2 separate regions of the Homo sapiens genome follow, and region 1 is linked to region 2. The links are chromatin loops, found by intact Hi-C in ENCODE. Cell type or tissue: OCI-LY7. All regions are shown on one strand. Each heading gives the region's core, and the rest is flanking DNA. Links, peaks and the distances in the headings are about the cores only. Region 1 overlaps LINC01255 (long intergenic non-protein coding RNA 1255). Region 2 overlaps PIEZO2 (piezo type mechanosensitive ion channel component 2).

What was found. Peaks named below come from ENCODE experiments on the same cell type or tissue, not always from the same donor. Only the 100,000 strongest peaks of a DNase experiment are listed, where the experiment ranks them.
Region 1: a loop joins it to region 2, with 5 times the contacts of the local background. A loop is called at or near these places in 1 of 110 quality-filtered maps.

What each region holds. Positions count from the first base shown.
Region 1 is chr18:11,506,620-11,517,567 of GRCh38, forward strand. LINC01255 (long intergenic non-protein coding RNA 1255) reads left to right here. Exons shown (of 4, transcript NR_110779.1): 3 at 1-17; 4 at 138-364. Among named protein-coding and RNA genes, the nearest start is that of LINC01255, 24 kb to the left of the region's middle. In OCI-LY7, for the core only: a CTCF peak has its summit at 6,223 (motif pointing left); DNase peaks (open chromatin) are centred at 4,992, 5,292 and 6,202; H3K4me3 peaks cover 1,224 bases; H3K27ac peaks cover 1,813 bases.
Region 2 is chr18:10,949,302-10,957,301 of GRCh38, forward strand. The region is part of intron 3 of PIEZO2 (piezo type mechanosensitive ion channel component 2); the gene reads right to left. Among named protein-coding and RNA genes, the nearest start is that of MIR6788, 190 kb to the left of the region's middle. RefSeq lists enhancers at 305-464, 2,697-2,846. In OCI-LY7, for the core only: CTCF peaks have their summits at 4,405 and 4,638; DNase peaks (open chromatin) are centred at 480, 1,790, 2,460 and 4,650; H3K4me3 peaks cover 3,216 bases; H3K27ac peaks cover 6,436 bases.

The sequences.
Region 1 (10,948 bases), core at 1,302-9,301, 560 kb after region 2:
GAACCTGGAACTGTTAGGTGAGCCCGTCGGCTTGAGTGGACAACCCAGGCTTGCAAAAGGGGAGACTGGGGAAAGCTTTGTCTTTCCCTTTCCGGGGGAAGACCCATTTTTAAAATTACAATGTCCTATTTTCACAGAATGTCTGTGCTGTGATAAAAGGTCATCTCCCTACAATGTTATGATACAGACCTCAAACCTACAAACATGAGGAACTTCTGCCTCCAGGTTAACTGCTTACCCACTGTACAAGACACGTTACACACAGTCCAGGAGGCGGAGCTTCTGAGATATCTAGAAACAGCTTAGAGGCAAAATGACAAAATAAAGCAGCAACAACAAATAAAACCAATCTTCTCGAACTGGCTCTCGCTTTGGTCTAACTAGTTATGCACTACTTGGATAACTATATCAAGTTCCCTTGAGTCGTCTTTTACTTTAAAATGTTATTGTAGGACTGACTCATCCATTCCTTATCATGCCCAGTGTACTGTTCATATCTCATAGTCAACTTGGTGCTAAAAGTAGTGACGAGCCATTTACAATGCCAGAAATCAAATTTTGTATCAGTTAGAATCAGGTTTGTCTCCAAACAATAAATAATAATGAATGTGATAACTTGGATGAAATGGCCAAATCTGTTAAGAAATGAGAACTACCAAAATTCACTAAAGAAAAATAAGTAACCTTGTATAGTCCTGTATCTATTTGAAAGCAGGAATTATAGTTCAAACCCTTCACACACACAAAGGCTACCAAATTTTTTTTTTTTTCTGAGATAGAGTCTCGCTCTGTCACCCAGGCTGGAGTGCAGTGGCGCGATCTTGGCTCACTGCAAGCTCCACCTCCCGGGTTCACGCCATTCTCCTGCCTCAGCCTCCCAAGTAGCTGGGACTATAGGTGCCCGCCACCACGCCTGCCTAATTTTTTGTATTTTTAGTAGAGACAGGGTTTCACCGTGTTAGCCAGGATGGTCTCAATCTCCTGACCTTGTGATCCGCCTGCCTCGGCCTCCCAAAGTGCTGGGATTACAGGTGTGAGCCACCGTGCCTGGCCAAAGGCTACCAAATATTTAAGGAAGAAATAATACCAACTGCACACAAATTTTTCAATAAAATTAAAGAGGGAGGGATACTTCCTAACTCATTCTATGAGGCCAGCATTAATTTGATAACAAAACTAGACAAAGACCTTATAAAGAAAATACAGACCAGTATTTCAGATGAGTATAGATTTAAAATTATAAACAAAATTTCAGCAAATCAAGTCCAAAAATACATAAATACGTCATGACCAAGTATGGTTTATTTCAAGAATGCAAGACTGTTTTAACATTAAAAATCTATCAATATAATTCATTATATTATAACAAAATAAGGTAATAATTCATAGAAAAAAACAATTATGTCTATAGATTTAGAAAAAATTTTTGAAAAAATACAAAGTGTTATTGATAAAACTCTCATAAATTAGAAATAAAAGAAAACTTTCTTAACCTGATAAAGGGTATTTATTTTAAAAACCTATATCCAACGTAATTCATAAACGTAATAAGAATGTCAGTTTATGGTGAAAGACTGTATGGCTTCCCAGTAAGATCAGGAATAAGGCAAAGATACCCATTCTCACCACTCATATCCAACTTTGTACTAGAATTTCTACCCTGTACAATAAAGCAAGACAAAGAAATAAAATGTGTCTAGATTGAAAAGGAGAAACATTCTTTATTCACAGAAAACATGATTGTCTATTTAAAAAATCCCATGGAATCTCAAAAAAATAAAAGTCATGAGAACAAATAGGGGAGCTTAGCAATGTTGCTGAATATAAGATATATAAAGTCAATTGTATTTCTACATGTTAACTAACAATGAGAAATTTAAACTTTTTAAGAAATCCCATTTACAACAGAATCAGAAAACAAAAGTTACTTTGAAATAAATCTGAGAAAAATGTAAAATACTTATACACTGAAAACTAGAAAATATTGCTGACAGAAAATTAAAGAAGACCTACATAAGTGGAGGCATATACCATCTTCATAGATCAAAAGACTCAGTATCAATAAGCAGGGATTTCTGTAGAAATTAACAAGATGACTCAAAAATTCACGTGGAATGCAAACAACTTAGAGTACCTAATTCCAACAATAACTTTGAAAAAGAATATAGTGAGAGGACTTACATTACCTGATATCAAGATTATTACAAAGCTACAATAACCAAGAGAGTCTTGCATTCGTGAACTGATAGACATAAAGACAAACAGAACAGAACAGAGTCACAGAATAAACCCATTTGTGCTGGGCCAATTTATTTTCCACAAAGTTACAAAATCAAGTCAATGGAGAAAGAATGGTGTCTTCAACAAATGATGCTGAAACAATTGGACACTATTATGAATTTTAGAGTCGTAATTCATAATTCACACCATACACAAAAATTAGTCAAAAAAGATGATAAATGCAAAACATTAAACTATAAAACTTTCAGAAAAAAACATAAGGGAAAATCTGTAATCTGAGGGCTAGACAACAATTTCTTACCAACAACAAAAGCCTTAGAAATATAGTCAATTGGATTTTGTCAAACTTAAGAACTCTCAAAAGACACTTCTAAGGGAATGAAAAGATAAGCCATAGACTAGGAGAAATTATTTGCAAATTACTTTTCTGATAAAAGACGTACTAAAGGTATTCAGAACATTTAAAGAACTCTCAAAACTCTGCAAGGGAAAACAACCCTAGTGTTTAAACATGGCAAAAGATCTTAATAGAGAGATCATCAAAAAAATATATAAGAAGGCAAACAAGCACATGAAAAGATATTCAATATCAATATTCATTAGGGAAATGCAAATTAAAACCTCGATAAGATCCCACTACATACATTTGAAAATGTCTAAAATTAAAAAGACTAATCACCTCAAGCATTAATGAGGATTTACAGCAATTGAGACTTCATGGACTGCTGGTGGGAATCAGCAATATTATAGCCACTTTAGAAGAGATTTTGGAGGCTGGGCACAGTGACTCATACCTATAATCCCAGCACTTTGGAGGCCGAGGTGGGAGGATCACTGGAGCCCAAGAGTTTGAGACCAATCTGGGCAACATAGTGAGACCCTGTCTCTACAAAAAAAAAAAAAAGAAAAATTTTAATTAGCCAGGCATGTTGGCACATGCCTGTAGGCCAAGCTACTCTGGAGGCTGAGGTGGGAGGATAGATGGAGCCTGGGAGGTTGAGGCTACAGTGAGCCAAGATTTCACCACTGCACTCCAGCCTGGACAACAGAGTGAGACCTGTCTCAAAAAAGAAATAAAAGAAAAGAGCTTGGCAATTTCTTAGAAGTGTTAAACTCGTAGCTACTGTATCACACAATCGTTTCATTCCTAGGCTTCATCCAGGACAAACAAAGCACATGTCCACACAAAGACATGTACGCAAATATTCATAGCAGCTTTGTTTAGAACAGCTGAAAACTAGGAACAATCTACATGTCCATCAAAAGGTTAATAGATAATGAAATTCTACTCAGCAATAAAAAAGAATAAACTATTATTGAAACACTCAATGAGAGGGTTGAAACTCAAAATAATTATGCTGAGTGAAAGAAGCCATATCCCTCCCAAAAAAGTACGTCTCATAAGATTTCATTTATATTAGTATCTAGAAAATTCCTGCTGCTATATAGTGACAAGAAGCACATCAACGGTTGCTGTGGGGGGGAGACAGGGAGATAAGTGAGATGGGTTACCAAGGGGGATGAGGAAACTACTGAGAGTGGTGGAAATGTTCCTTATCTTGATTGTGGTGACTGCTTCTTGAGTGTACACATTTGTCAAAAGAGTTCACTTCAAATCCGTGTATTTTGTATGTCAATACACCTCAAGTTATTTTAAGTCACCTTATCAATGAGGGCTTCTCTGAATAACCCCCTCACTTAAAATTACAATATTGCCCACCTACCCCACCTATCTCTTCCTTAATTTTTCTCCATGGATTTTATCACTTTCCAATATAACGTATGTTATTTACTTGTTTTGTTTATATCTGCCTCCTGCCCATGCCACTGAACTGTGAGCTTCCTGAGGGTAGAGGTTGTTTTCTGTTTTCTTGCGTGATGTGTCCCTAGCAACTAGAATAGAACCTCAGTGAAGGAGTGAATGATGAAGGCTTCTTTGCCTCTCTAGCCTCCCACGAGCTCTCTCAGATCCTTTTATTTATTTATTTATTTATTTATTTATTTATTTTGAGACGGAGTCTTGCTCTGTGGCCCAGGCTGGAGTGCAGTGGCGAGATCTCGGCTCACTGCAAGCTCCGCCTCCCGGGTTCACGCCATTCTCCTGCCTCAGCCTCCCGAGTAGCTGGGACTACAGGCACCCGCCACCACGCCCAGCTAATTTTTTGTATTTTTAGTAGAGACGGGGTTTCACCGTGTTAGCCAGGATGGTCTCGATCTCCTGACCTTGTGATCTGCCTGCCTTGGCCTCCCAAAGTACTGGGATTACAGGTGTGAGCCACCACGCCCGGCCCAGATCCTTGTGTTTTTTGTAACACAGATTGAGTTCTCATGCCTAAACACATAAGGTAATAGAAAGCAGGAAATATACGTGTATTCTGTTGATGATTCTCTATTAATTATGGGAGTCATTCAGCCTTTCTGGGTTTCAATTTCCTCATTTATAGAAAGAGAAATAGATGATCTCTATGGTCTAAATGTTTGTTATTTATAATGTACCCTTCTCAAAATTAACCTGCAGATTCATCAAAAGTATGAGACTTAGTAACTTTTAGCATATACATATACACAGTAGATTTATATGAACTGACTTGGAAAAATATACATGTCAAAACTTAAGTAAAAAGAGATGCTGTCAAATGATATGCATAGTATGATCCAACATACTAAAATACTATAAAACTAGATCTTCGCATATATGTCCAGTGGGACACGGAGGCCTAGGGAACAGGTGGGGTGATGGCTGTTCAACTGCCAGCTGTGGTTACTTTCAGGATCAGAGGGAAAGAAAAGAGAGTTTCACTTTTTACTTCGCATGCTTCAAAACAAGAGAAGTGAAACCATTATGAAAGAGGTATTTTTTGTATTTATGTCTTTTTCTAAATTTTATACATTTCTAATTGTATACATAAAAGTGTTTTTAAAAAGCATTTTTAATTAAAACTCTTACTCCTGACCTCAAATATCCACTTCTACCAGGAAAACCTCTGTAACTTAGACTGCAGAATGCGAAGCTGTTGTTATTTTTCTGGGCCTGCAAATCACACTGAAACTAACGGCGTTCCAAATCTGTGTCAAGCTCACTGCTGAGTTGCATTTAGCATGTTCCTTAAAGTGTCCTTACTCTATAGTAGAGATAAGTTTCCTCATCCTGCAGAAAAGATATAATTTCTGTGCTAAAGTGGACAAGACAGAGAGAAAAAGAGAGTCACTGGAGAAGAGAAGAATGGGAAAGGTCCTGATCTGTGATCTCGATAGCAAAGATTTCCCATTTTTTATGCCTCAGTGGTAACTATCAATGTCTGTCCTAGATCTACCAGGGACCGAATAGCAATTGTGTTGCCATAACAAAATAGCAGAGTGGACCAGATAACAGAATGGCCAACAGCTTGAGGCAGCCCCAGCGAGGCCCAGCTAGACTAAGGGAGCTGTGACATTATGAATGCATCTTGGGGCAAGTCCATAGCAAAATGGTTTTCCCTTATCTTATCGGTTTTCCCTTGCCAGGAAAGGAACCAGGCTTGCAAAACTTAGCATATCACATAACCTTACAGGGACTGGCACAGAAACACATTCTCCCAGCACACTGTTAAAAGCAGGACACTCCCCATCTTTATTACATTCTACACAGCAGTGTGGCTGATTTTATTTCACAAGGGAAGAACAGGTTGTTGAAACAACCAAGTCCAAGTATTTTTCTCAGTTGCATTCGGTTTCATTAGGTAATTTTTAGCATGGTGCATCCTCCCTTTCTAGCTGGCTTTTTTTTTTTTTCTAAAGGAAATGAGAAGATTACACTCCTAAAATTCCAGACAGGTCCACCATGAAAATTTAGCACAACAATACCAACTTTCCTCACGATGGGATTGTTCTAGAAGGAGGTTCATGACTATCACACAAGCTTCTAAATTCTGAGGTTGCCTCCCTCCTGTCCTGCTGACTGGCACTTGCTTTCCCATTTCTAGGGTTGCAGCTGCCACCATGTGGAAATGGAGTGTGCAGGTATGAGAGGCACTGATCCAAAAGGTTTAATATTCCAAATCTGTGTCAAGCTCACTGCTGAGCTGCATTTAGCACGTTCCCTAAAGTGTCCTTACTCCATAGTAAAGATAAGTTTCCTTATCCCACGGAAAAGATATAATTTCTGTGCTAAAGTGGACAAGACAGAGAAAAAGAGAGTCACTAGAGAATAGAAGAATGGGAAAGGTCCTGATCTGTGACCTCAATAGCAAAGATTTCCCATTTTTTATGATTCAGTGGTAACTATCAATGTCTTTCCTAGATCTACTAGGGACCGAATAGCAATTGTGTTGCCATAACAAAATAATCCATCTTTCAGGAGTTATATTTTCAGTGGCAGTCCAGAGATACAGCATTAATTCCAGCCGAATCTAACAGCAACAAGGGGAGGGACGTTTATAACACTAGACCTTTGTTACATGCATATGGCTTGTGAAGCAGTCACACTTCATCAACAGGTGAAAGCAAATACCTTCGTTCATGCAATCAGCATCTTTAGTCACATAGCATCCCCAAAACTAGATAACACTAATGTTGATTTGAGACATCTTAAATATTGACATACAATTTGGATACAAATTGTTTGCCATCTACATGTCTAAACAAGAAAATAAATTAGCATTCTTTCTCCAGTCCTCTATAGACAATAGTTATCTAGATATCTCGAATTACCTCCTTTTTCTAATTCATTCAGTCCTTCAACAGAAAATTAGAATAACCTTTCAAGCTGTAAAAAAGAACCAATATTCTAATAGTTATTATTTGTGTCTATGAGTTTATGCTTACAGTTGCATCTTATGGTACCTAAGAGATCATACTGAAAAAAAAAGTGTCTCTAAAAGATTAGTAAAAGCACAGGGAGTTTAATAAAGTTTGTTGCACCACTTCTGAAATGGGATCAGCAAACATTTATTAAACTGCTATGTACTTAGAGAGTACATATTAGCTGTTATTGTCCTTAAGAAAGAGTTCTGGCAGCATTTAATAATATTTGTTGTATTATACTTCATTTCCTCTAAAACATTTTGTGAATGCAAACATTGATTAGAAAATAAAGAGACATGTTTGTTACCTCTGTCTTTCCAAATATATTTTTATCCTTTTTTCCCACATTTCATCTACCAGTTGCAATCATCTCATACACATCTTTAATTATTCCTTAGTCCTGACACTCAAATTTCCACTTCAATGGGGCCTTGTCTGCCAAAAAAAATATTCTATCACTGTTTTTATTCAGAGATTTTTTTGTCTTTGAAAGCTGGAATATAAACTTGCATGAGAAAAAGATTCTTCCTTCACATGAGAATGATCACAAACCCTCAGCACCCACCGACAGGGTGAAGGAAACTCAAGAGGACTCACCTTAAGTGGAGACAGCAAATTAATTTATTTAGAATATGCCAGCTCTTTATCATTTGGCTAAACTATAGCCTCTCAAGGTTTGTTTCCCTGGGACTGAAGGATTCTCTAAAGAAAAATGACATCAAGAAAATTATCTCAAGAGGCAGAACTTTCAAACAGCAATGGGAGGCTTTCCAAGTGATGTTTTGGACTTTGATCTGCAGCAGAACTACCAAGCAGCATTACTCCCTCCTAACCAAGAAAGCCACCAATGCCTAACCAATGAATTCCATCTGCTGAAATGCTTGCAAATGCTTCTGCCTTCTGAGAAGGAAGAGATGGAGGAGGCCCCATTACATGATGGAAATTAGAGAGTCTTAGTACACAGTGGGCGGGGGGTCAAGAATGAGCTGAACAGAGACAGCAGAGTGACCAAATAGAGCACACAGCCTGGACGGCAAGGCCTGAATTCTCATCTCCATCAAGCTGGGGCTCTCTGACTTACAGGGCCCCATCTATAAAACAAAACTGTGTGAAATGATGCTGAAGTCTCTTCCTTCTCTAAAATTGTGCATCTTGAATTGCTCTCGATTCTGATCTTGGTATGTCTTTTAATGGACATGAAAAAATGCCTGTATCTGATGCAATGTTGTCTAAGTCAACGATTACAAAAATGTTAGAATTTTATGAGCAACCTGGGAAAATCCTAACACAGAGTAAAATAAAACCATGGCTTCAGACTTTTTAAAATGACAATAAATAAAAGATTAACAAAGAGATCAATAAAAGTGAGACTCAGTTTATTTGGGGTAAGCATCTGGAGCATGCCTTGGGATCCGGGTGGCCTGGGCAAAAGCAGGCCAGAGCCCCTTCCCTAAAAACACTCACAATCTACAAGGGAAGGCTGGTAGACATGGCCATCCCTCTGAGGATTCATGAAACAAAATTCGTTCCTGGCACTGTGCTCAGTACTTTGAAGGAACAAGATTGTTGATGTCCCTGCCCATGATCCATGTGGACAATGATCCAATTTGTCATAAGGACTTAAGGCTCTGCCCAGGGAAAACAAGAGGAAGCGAAGGAAACATTTTGAGTGCTGGTTTAAAGTGGCCACTGTAAGCCCTAATTGCGTTCCTGGGGAGTACCACCTGCCTAGCACAGCCCTGATGGCCTTATAAAGGGACAGGGCTGGAGCTGGACAACTCATGCACTGGATTAAAGGTGCCAAACAGGGGAAGAGGAAATGTGGCTAAGACATCAGAGTAGGAATAAACACAAAACCTTGAAGAACAGGAGAAAACCAGCCCAACACACTCAAGGATGCTGAGGACCATGAGGGTAATGTTCAGGAGGGAAAGATGGAGCTGATTATGGTGCTCTGGAAGCCAGCTGGGAGCCAAGAGAGAGGGTGAGGTAGGCCCCCCTGTGCTGCCTGGGAACCATCCTCAAGACAGAGCATTGAGTGGAAAGTCAGAGCTCAGAGCACTGACAACAGCATGCCATTTATTGCTTCTTTAGAGGGCGACACAGGACTGCGTGTGCATGTGTGGGAAAATATCTGAAAGACACAGCAAATTCTTCGTCATGATTGTCTTAGAAGTGGGGCTGTGGGAATCAGGTAGGAGGCAGAGATTAATGTTTTAATGACTGCATTTTTGAACCATTTGAAGGAAAAGAAGGAGAGAGAAAGAGAAAAAAAGAATAAGCGGCTGGGCGCAGTGGCTCTTGCCTTTATTCCCAGCACTTTGGGAGGCTGAGGTGGCCAGATCAGTTGAGGCCAGGAGTTCAAGACCAGCCTGACCAACATGGCAAACCCCACCTCTACTAAAAATGCAAAAATTATCCAGGCATGGTGGCGGGTGTCTGAAATCCCAGCTACTCAGTAGGCTGAGGCAGGATAATTGCCTGAACACGGGAGGCGCAGGTTGCAGTGAGCCGAGATCGCACCACTGCACACTCCAGCATGGGCAACAGAGGGAGACTCTGTCTAAAAAAAAAAAAAAAAAAAAAAAAAAGAAGAAGAAGAAGAAGAAAAAGAAGAAGAGAACTGGGCAAAGGAGTGTAGACTTGAAACAAGAGGCTATTGACTTTCTTCTTCCATTTCATAGGAAATGTTGGAGACTGGTCAATCAACATTGATCAGAAAGCTCTAGAAATAGGTAAAGAAATGTGAGAAAAGGGGAAAAAAAGAAAATTTGGGTTGACTGAATAGAGGAAGTAAAAATAGACAAAGTCTATTATTTTCACATAAGAGAAATGATGACAGTCTTACACTATTGGTGCCCAAAGAAACTGCAATTTATCAAAAAAAAAAAAGAATTCCTCAAGAAAAGGGAAACAATAATATTGAAATTTTTATCAAAGCAAATTATTGTTTTGCTGCCTTTCCAGTTTTATAGGCCACATCATTTAAAATTCCAAAGAAAAAGGAGGAAGATTATTGAAATACCATCTATAAAGCAGATTTTACTTCTTGGAAGAAAATATATGTACATACAAGTTATTGCCATAGTTTAAGCAGCCATTATCATTTTTAGACACAACCCTCCATCCATCTGAGTGATCCTGGAAGGACTCATGGAATAGTGAGACGGGGAGCGGTTCAACAGACCATCAACGGCAGGTCTGTCTTGTCCATTCCTCAACAAATGCTGAAGTGCCTCAGCTGCGGCCCCACGCTCAGGTTCCAGCCAAGGCTGACTTCACTGGAGCATGCTGCGCTCAGCAAAGACAGCGACAAGGATCCCATCATTCGACCACACAGCAATACTGGAGGAGGCAAGACCTAATTCATCTACAATACTTGGCCCACTGTTTTAATCACTGCGACAACCAAATAAAATCGTTAGGTATCTAATTGGTGACACTGGAAGTTCAGACAGCAGACATCCTAGGACTCCCAAGCTGTAGCAGCCATGACAGGAGAATTTCCCAACCCGCGTCTGAGCTCCAGACTCCCAGGCCAGGTGCCAGTGATTATCTTCAAAGCTGGAGGCCAGCTGAGAGGAAAAGTGGCCAGTTGGGCCGTTTGATTAAGTGTTAGTTGGAGAATTTTCCATGGAACATACATTTTGCAATGCAGTTAAGGAGGGAGGGGAAAAAAGTGTCTCTCTTGCAAATATTCTATGGGGAAAACAGCCTGTTGTATGAAGAATCCCGCTCCCCACAGGCTCACCCTAATAGACAAAATCTGAGCATCTACAGATGTGCATGAGGCATGGGCTCTGGTCTGTGCCAGATGGTGACTATGTTTTCCTGCCCTGGGAGAAGGCTGTCTGCATAAGACATCTCATTCAGCAATCTATTAGGACTTCAGAGGCTTTTAGGGGTGACAAGAGCCCACATAAGG
Region 2 (8,000 bases), core at 1-8,000:
TGCAATACACCCTACAAAAACAAGAACAATCAAACAAATTATATTAAAGCAACCTGAACATGCTCAAATAATGCTTTTAAAAAAGAGGTTGGGCTAAAGATCGCACTTGTTCTCAACATTCTTCGTAGGCATCCTCCAAGGGCTTTGTTCTCTAGCCCAGGGGTGACAGGAGAGCTCCAAGAACCTGGATTCCCACTCTGTCTACAAGCACAAAGTGAGGTCAGGGTAAAAGTCAGCCATTCTGGCTCCCGGGTCCCATGCAGCAGCCCTGCACCACATTTTTCTATTCCATCTGGATAAACAATCTCAGAAGTGCATTGAATTGGTTGTGACACCAGCCACAATTGGTTGGAAAATTATTGCATTCATACAAGGCCAGCTTATGCAGAGTATCTAAGGGAAATGCAGAGAGAAGGTGTTTTCTTTCCAGACCCTCTAAGAAGTCATTATCAGATACTTCAAAACAGGAGGGAAAATCATTCAGGAGACTGACACACAGTTGTGGTCAAAGTGATGCCTCTCCTATTTCTCAACTTACATCCTCCACAATGACTGTCACTGATAACAAGACCGATAAGCAGAAGGCAGCCTCCTCTGGCTCAGAAGGCCTTCTAATAGTGTCCTTGAAAGACAGCAATACATTTCAAATACTTCACCAAAAAACACTGGGTGAATAAGATTGAGGCAGTAATGATGGTTTGTTTTAAATCTTATGAAAACAAAGAAAAACAATATTACTTTTAAAAAATGAATGAACCAGGTGTTGAACTCGATTTACATTTGGTAAGAGTTTCTAAAAATGTTGGCAGTACCCTATATATTTTAATGAGGGTTAATATTGAAAATAAATTATGAATTATAGTTTAACTCCAGCCAAGGGGTTAGCATAGATAAGCCCACTTTTTTCATTTGCAAATTAGTATGCTCTATGTAACGAGACGGGGGAAAGTCAATAGATAATCACCAGTCGTCACATCACTTAAAAACTTGAGTGTCTGCTGTGTGCCAGGCACGAGGCTTAAAGCTGAAGGTAAGAAAGAAATAAGCCTCTCTGAAATAGTTCACAATCTAGTGGAAGAGGGAGACTCAAAAACACAACAAAACACATGCTTGAAGGACAGAATGGAAGACAAGGACTGAACAAAATCTACACTCGCAAAAACTAAGGCATGATACTTTGTCATTTCACTGTGATATCTGATCACCGGGTGAATATTACTTGTGTCTTTGGTTATTTCTTCCAACTAGGGAACGAGAAAAGTAAGTTATTGTATATGTGGCTTTATCTATTTCCAGTATTCTGATAACACCCAACTTTGTGTCTCTAAGATTTCTTTTCTAAACCATAGATCCATTTACACACACATTGATCTCAGGATTTCAAACACAAACCTGTCAAACATTTTCCCTTCCCCTTCCTCCTCTTCCCTCTTCTGTACCAAATCCGAGCTTCCTCGTACCGGCCTTACACTGTTTAAACGGTATCTTCATCCACTGAGTTAGCTTCTGTCTCCCATTCCTCAACATGGAATTAGACAATAAGCCTCGCTGATTTTACTCCCAAAATATTTCTTGAAGCAGTCTCCTTTTCTAAAATCGCTCTGCAATTGCCTTAGTTTGGATTCTCATTGTTTTTCACCCAACAGTCTGTGAAAGTCGATCATACAAATTGGGTCATTCTTGTTATACCCAACTGAAACAGCTGAGAAGCTGGGGGAAAAAAACACTCAGGGCACACAACATTGCTCCAAAAATGTAATTCTCTGCAAGTCCAGGTGCTGAAACTACCTGCTGTAACCCGAAACTGGTTTTATCTAATATTTGCTGCAACCACCTGCTGCAATTCTATGACTAATTTTACCCACTGCTGTCAGTAACCAATCAGAGCTTTCCAGCTTTCCAAAACTTTACTAATACCAAAGAACTTTCTCACAAGACAATACATAACATTTCCCTTCTTTATAAAACCTTCTCTTTGTTTCTCAGACATACCAAAGACCATCTGGTCTGTGACTCTTCCCCGAATTGCAATTCTTGTATCCCAAATGAAATCTGACGATTAAGTTGAGGGATTCATCTCTACATATTTTATTTAACTTTGACAAGTCTCTGACCTGTCTTTCTGCCTCCAATGCCCAAATCCCTTCTCACACACATGCATATCCACACCCCAACACGTATGTGCACAAAAATTCACACCGTTGCCAGATAATGTTTCTAAAACGTCATCTGCTGTGTTGCCACCACTACTTAAAACCCTCAGTGGCTCCCTTCCACCTATAGGTTAAATTCTAAACTCCTATAAATGATATCTAAGACTTTCCAAGTTCTTGGATTACTTTCCAAGGTCCACCCCTGGAGGAGAACTTTAATCATTCTTTTGGGAACCACTTCTTTTTATCTCATATTTATCTCTGTACCAGCTTCATCATATGTTATTACAGGACTTGTTGATAAGTCTACCTGTCACCCTTGATTCTGAATTCCCCAAGGGCAGTGGACTGTAGCTTACTTATCTATCATTCCCTGGAGCTAGAACACTTTGGGGACAAGAGTGTGCCAAAATATTCAAGTAATATTTGCCAAATTAATGAATGATTATGAGATATGAAACAGGAAAATGCTATGAAGAATTTATCACTGCCAAATATTATACATAATTATAACTGTACTTTGTCAAGTATAGGGCTTCTTATATTGTGAAACTGTCTCTGAAACATTATCTGATTTGGCCTCCACAATAGCTCTTGGGGAAAGTCATCATGATCTTGAGAACCTGTGGCTGCTTAGTGGTACAGCAAAACCAGAATCTACTGCTCTGATCTCTCTACTCTTCAGTAGAGCCCCCAAAACAAACAGTGAAACAGTGAGAGGAAAATTCCAATGTGTTACCACTGTGGTCGCTGGCTCTTTTTAAATCATTTTTTTTCTTATTAGATTATAAGTTACACAGAGTAAAATTTTTGCATGTATAATTTCTCAATTTCTTACAAATCCATACAGTCATTTAACTACCACTACTGTCAAAATGTAAAGTTCCATCAGCCCACCAAATTCTCCATGGTCATTGTAGTCAGCCACTCCCCTGATCCTCCACCCCATGGTGAGCAATGATGCACTTTCTACCCTTACAGTTTCACTAATTATTGTAAATATAATCATATAGTATGTAGCATTCTGATACTGTCTGAATTCACTTAACATAATGCTGAATTGAGATGCTCTTGCATGTACCCATAGTTTGTTGCTTTCTATTGTTGACCTGTGTAGTCCATCCAGGGACCAAGTTTGCTGAAAGACATTGAAGTTGCTTCCAGTTGGGGCAATGACGAATAAACCTGCTTTAAACATTTGCTTAAAATTTTAAAGTCAAATTTTCACTTCACCGGAGGAAATATCACCCAGTGGGATTCCTGGACTGAATAGTAAGTATATGGTCAAATTTATAATATGTTGGAAGATTATTTTTCAAAGTGTCTATATAATTGTACATTCCCGCCAGAAATGTATTTGAATTCCAAGTGTTCTACATCTCCATATTTCCTCAGCATTTGGAATGCCTTCCCTTCCTTCCTTCCTTCCTTTCATCCCTCCCTCCATCCCTCCCTCCCTCCTTCCTTCCTTCTTTTTTTCATTCTAAGAAGTATATAGTAGTCATCTCCGGTTTTTAACTTGCACTTACCTAATGACTGTGATGTTAAACATCTTTTAATGTGTTTATTCATCATCTGTATATCTTCTTTGGTAAAGTGTCTATTCAAAAATTTTGCCCATTAAAAAAAATGAGATGTTTCCTTAGTATTGAGTTTTAAGAGTTCTTCATAAATACTGGATACAAGTCCTTAATCAGATATATAGTTTGTAAATACTTTATTCCAATTTGTGGCTTGCCTTTTTATTGTATTAACACTGGATTTTGAAGAGCAGAAGTTCTTCATTTTGATGAAGTGTAATTTATCAGTTTTTTCTCTTATGAGTTGTGATTTTGATGTTGTATTTAAGAAAACTTTGCCCTTCCCTAACCCAAGATTACAAACATTTTCTCCTATATTTTTTGCAAGAGTTTTATGGTTTCAATCTTTGCATTTAGGTTTATGATTTGTTTTGAGTTAATTAATTTTTGTATATGGAGCAAATTAAGAATTTAAGTTCTTTTTTTAATATAAAAAAACACTATTGTTGAAAAGTGTATTCTTTCTTCACAAAATTGAATTTGTATCTCTATGGAAAATCAAGTGGCCGTGCACATACATGTGGGTCTATTTCTGTACTCTTTTTTTCCTTCACCAATAGCAAACTGGCTTGATTACTGTGGTTTTATAGTGCTATGATGACCTCGTATTCACCTCATTAGTGAGGAAGGCATCCACTGCCCTAAACAGAATGAGATGGTTGAACACATCGCAACACTGGGCAGATAGATGGGCAGCATTTTATTACCCACATCTACTCATGGTCCTGCGGGAGGACACTGCACACCACACAGGGCCACACCGGGGTGCACTTGGGAACAGATGAACAAGCAGGGGCAGCAAGAGAGAGGCAGGCTTTGAATATCAACAGCACAGGGTGCCCCTGGTTACTATGTGAGGACGATACTGCCTTGTTTTAATGATTTGCGGCTGGCAGGGAACTGAAGTCTGTCAGATTGAGGACCAGGTGGTGTGCAGCTGGTTCAGCACAGGGTCACATCTGCTGAAAGCAGGGAACTCACAATATGGCCTTTAGGGTCCCTTGAGGCTTAAAAATATAAGACAGCCTGTGAAATTTTAGGCCTTACACTATATAACTCAGTCTTGAAATCAGATAGTGTAAATCTTCAAATTTTTATTTTTCATTTTCAAAATTACTTTGGCTATTGTAGTTTTTTTTCCATATATATTTTAGAGTCAGCTTGTTGATTTCTACAAAAATATCCTGCTGGGATTCTGACTAGAATTGTGTTGAACCTATAGATCAGTTTAGAGAGAAAGGACATTTTAACAACAGTGAGTCTTCCAATCCATGAACACAATGTATCTCTGCATTTATTTAGGGTTTGTTTCATTTATTTCTGCAGCATATGGGTCTTGCATTGTTTTTAGATTTATATCAAAGTATTTTTTGTATTATTGTACATAACATTTTGTTAAAAAAGCTATTTCCAATTGTTGATTGCCAATATGTAGAAATACAATTTATTTTGGTATGTTGATCTTGCATCCTGTGATGTTGACTTTTTGAAATATTCTACATTGATGGTGTCTCTGCATATTTATGTGGGTAAGGGAATCCTTCATAGATGGACAATAATGATGAGAAGAAGAGGGAGGAGGGGAAGGGAGAAGAAAAAGGGCTGAGCTAGAGTGATGGCGGCACTCGAAGTCCACTGCAGTCCACTTTTGGGACTGGTTGCCATGGTGATGGCTGTGGCAGAAGCAAGTGGCCACAGGTCCCAGAGACAGGGGAGACCAGGAGGACCTGAAGCAACGCATGAGAAGCATCTGACGCTAAAGAGAACAGAGAACTCAGAATGCAAGGCCTTCTTCTCTCATTTCTCTCTGATGTTAGTAATGTTTTCCTTGATCTCCCCAGAAAAGTATAAACTTCAGGAGATTGAATATATTTTCTGGGTTCATTAAAATTATTCTTGCACTTTAGATAATACATCAAAAATTGCTGCCAGTCAATACATAGAAGGAAACAAAGGGAATAGGGAAAAGGAGGAGGAAGTAGAAAGAAAGAAGAGATGAGAGTAGGAGAAGAAAGAGGGGCACAAAAGGAAGAAAGAGGAGGCAAAGGAAAGCCGAGAGAGATGTGGGGGTCGCTTTACTTGAACAGCTCCAGGAGAACAAAAGTTTCCTTTAATTGTATTTTGTGCTGGAATTGAAATTGTGGGTTTAAACAGAAAGAGTTTCTAAAACTCAAGCCAAATTACATTCATATCAAGATCAGCCTTAATCTCCATTGACAAAAAGGACTTTAGGAAGAGCAATCGAGGTTGGGCTCAGGTAGGAAAACGAAAACAGAAGAGCAAGAGAGCAAGGAGACAGCTATTGGCATGGCCTGTCTGGGAGGCCTGTAGTCCTTGAATCTGGTCTAGATGTTTTCTTTCTTGGTTACCTGTTATCTGAAGATTCTGAGGTGAGAGGTGTCATCATGCAGCCACTAGAATAAAGTGCTTGTATTTTAGTGTTTTGCTTCAATCTGCTTATTATAACATTTCAGTTCTGTGTAAACAACTTTAGAGAGTGCACGCTTTGGAAGTAAACTGACCCCAAAACAAAAGCTCCATGTTATGAGGAAGATATCTGCTGAAACAGGAGCCCTGTGTATGAGAAGAACATCTGCTAACACAGGGGTACCATGTAAGAAGATCTCTACTATATTTTTCACATTTCCACTTCCATTTTATCATAACTTATATAAAATTTTAAGTACAGAGAACTCCAATATTTCATTTTTATATTTTGGATTGATGTTTTCTTAGTAAGTAAGTATTACCATTAGAATATTATCATGCTTGTTTTTATATGTTTTCCACATTATAGAACACTCCTTGAGAGCAAGGATTTAAATTTTTTGTTTGTTTGTTTTTAAGCTACCATATCCCCAGCATTAGAACAGTAGCTATAACCATAGTGGGTGATCAATAAATATTTGTTAGATGATGAATGAATAAACCTGAGCTGTGCTTTTCCTAAATCTTTGACATCCTTTCTTTGGGGAGGGAGCAGTCCTCTCTCTGCTTAAGTCCAATTTCCATTATTATTAGTATTTTATGGAATTCATATATAAGGCTTTGACTGATGTGGCTATCTGGAAATGAGTTTTCACCTGATTAGCCTTGTCTTGATCCAGTTTAATCCATGATTTTCAAAAAATGTCAATAGCCTAATAATAATACCCTTCAGTTGCTGATTACAAAATCAACATACAAAAATAAGTAGTTTCTATGTATTAACAAAAAACTGTCCAAAAATAAATTAACAAAACAATTCTATTTATAATAGTATCAAAAAATACTTAGGAATAAATTTAACCAGGAGAGGAAAGAGCTGTACACTGAAAACTATAAAACATCAATTAAAGAAATTGAAGACACAAATAAATGGAAAAATATCCAATGTTCATGGATTGGCAAAACTAATATTGTTAAAATCTCCCTACTACTCAAAGCCATCCACAGATTCAATGCAATCCCTCTCAAAATTCCAATGTCATTCTTCATAGAAATTGAAAAAAAATTATCTTAAAATTTGTATGGAGCAACAAAAGACCCCAAACAGCTAAAACAATCTTGGACAAGGCAAAACAAGCCTGGAGGCATCACATTCCTTGATTTCAAAATATATTATAAAGTGATTGTAATCAAAACAGTATCGTATTGGCATAAAAACAACATCCAGGCCAGGCGCAGTGGCTCACGCCTATAATCCCAGCACTCTGGGAGGCCGAGGCGAGTGGATCACCTGAGGTCAGAAGTTCAAGACCAGCCTGGCCATGGTGAAACCCTGTCTCTACTAAAAATACAAAAAATTAGCCAGGCGTGGTGGTGCGTGCCTGTAATCCCAGCTACTCGGGAGGCTTAGGCAGGAGAATCACTTGAACCCAGGAGGCGGAGGCTGCAGTGAGCCGAGATCACACCTTTGTGCCCCAGCCTAGGCAACAAGAGCAAAACTCCATCTCAAAAAAAAAAAAAAAAAGAAATCATCCAGTGGAACAGGATATACAGTCCAGAAATAAACCTAAGTATATGTGGTCAATTGATTTTCAACAAAGGTGTCAAGAACACAAATGGGGAAAGGACAGTCTCCTCAATAAAAGATTTTGGGAGGCCAGGTGCAGTGGCTCACGCCTGTAATCCCAACACTTTGGGAGGCTGAGGTGGGTGGATCATGAGGTCAGGAGTTCAAGACCAGCCTGGCGAGCATGGTAAAACTCCATCTCTACTAAAAATACAAAAATTAGCCAGGCATGGTGGCGTGAGCCTGTAATCCCAGCTACTTGGGGGGCTGAGG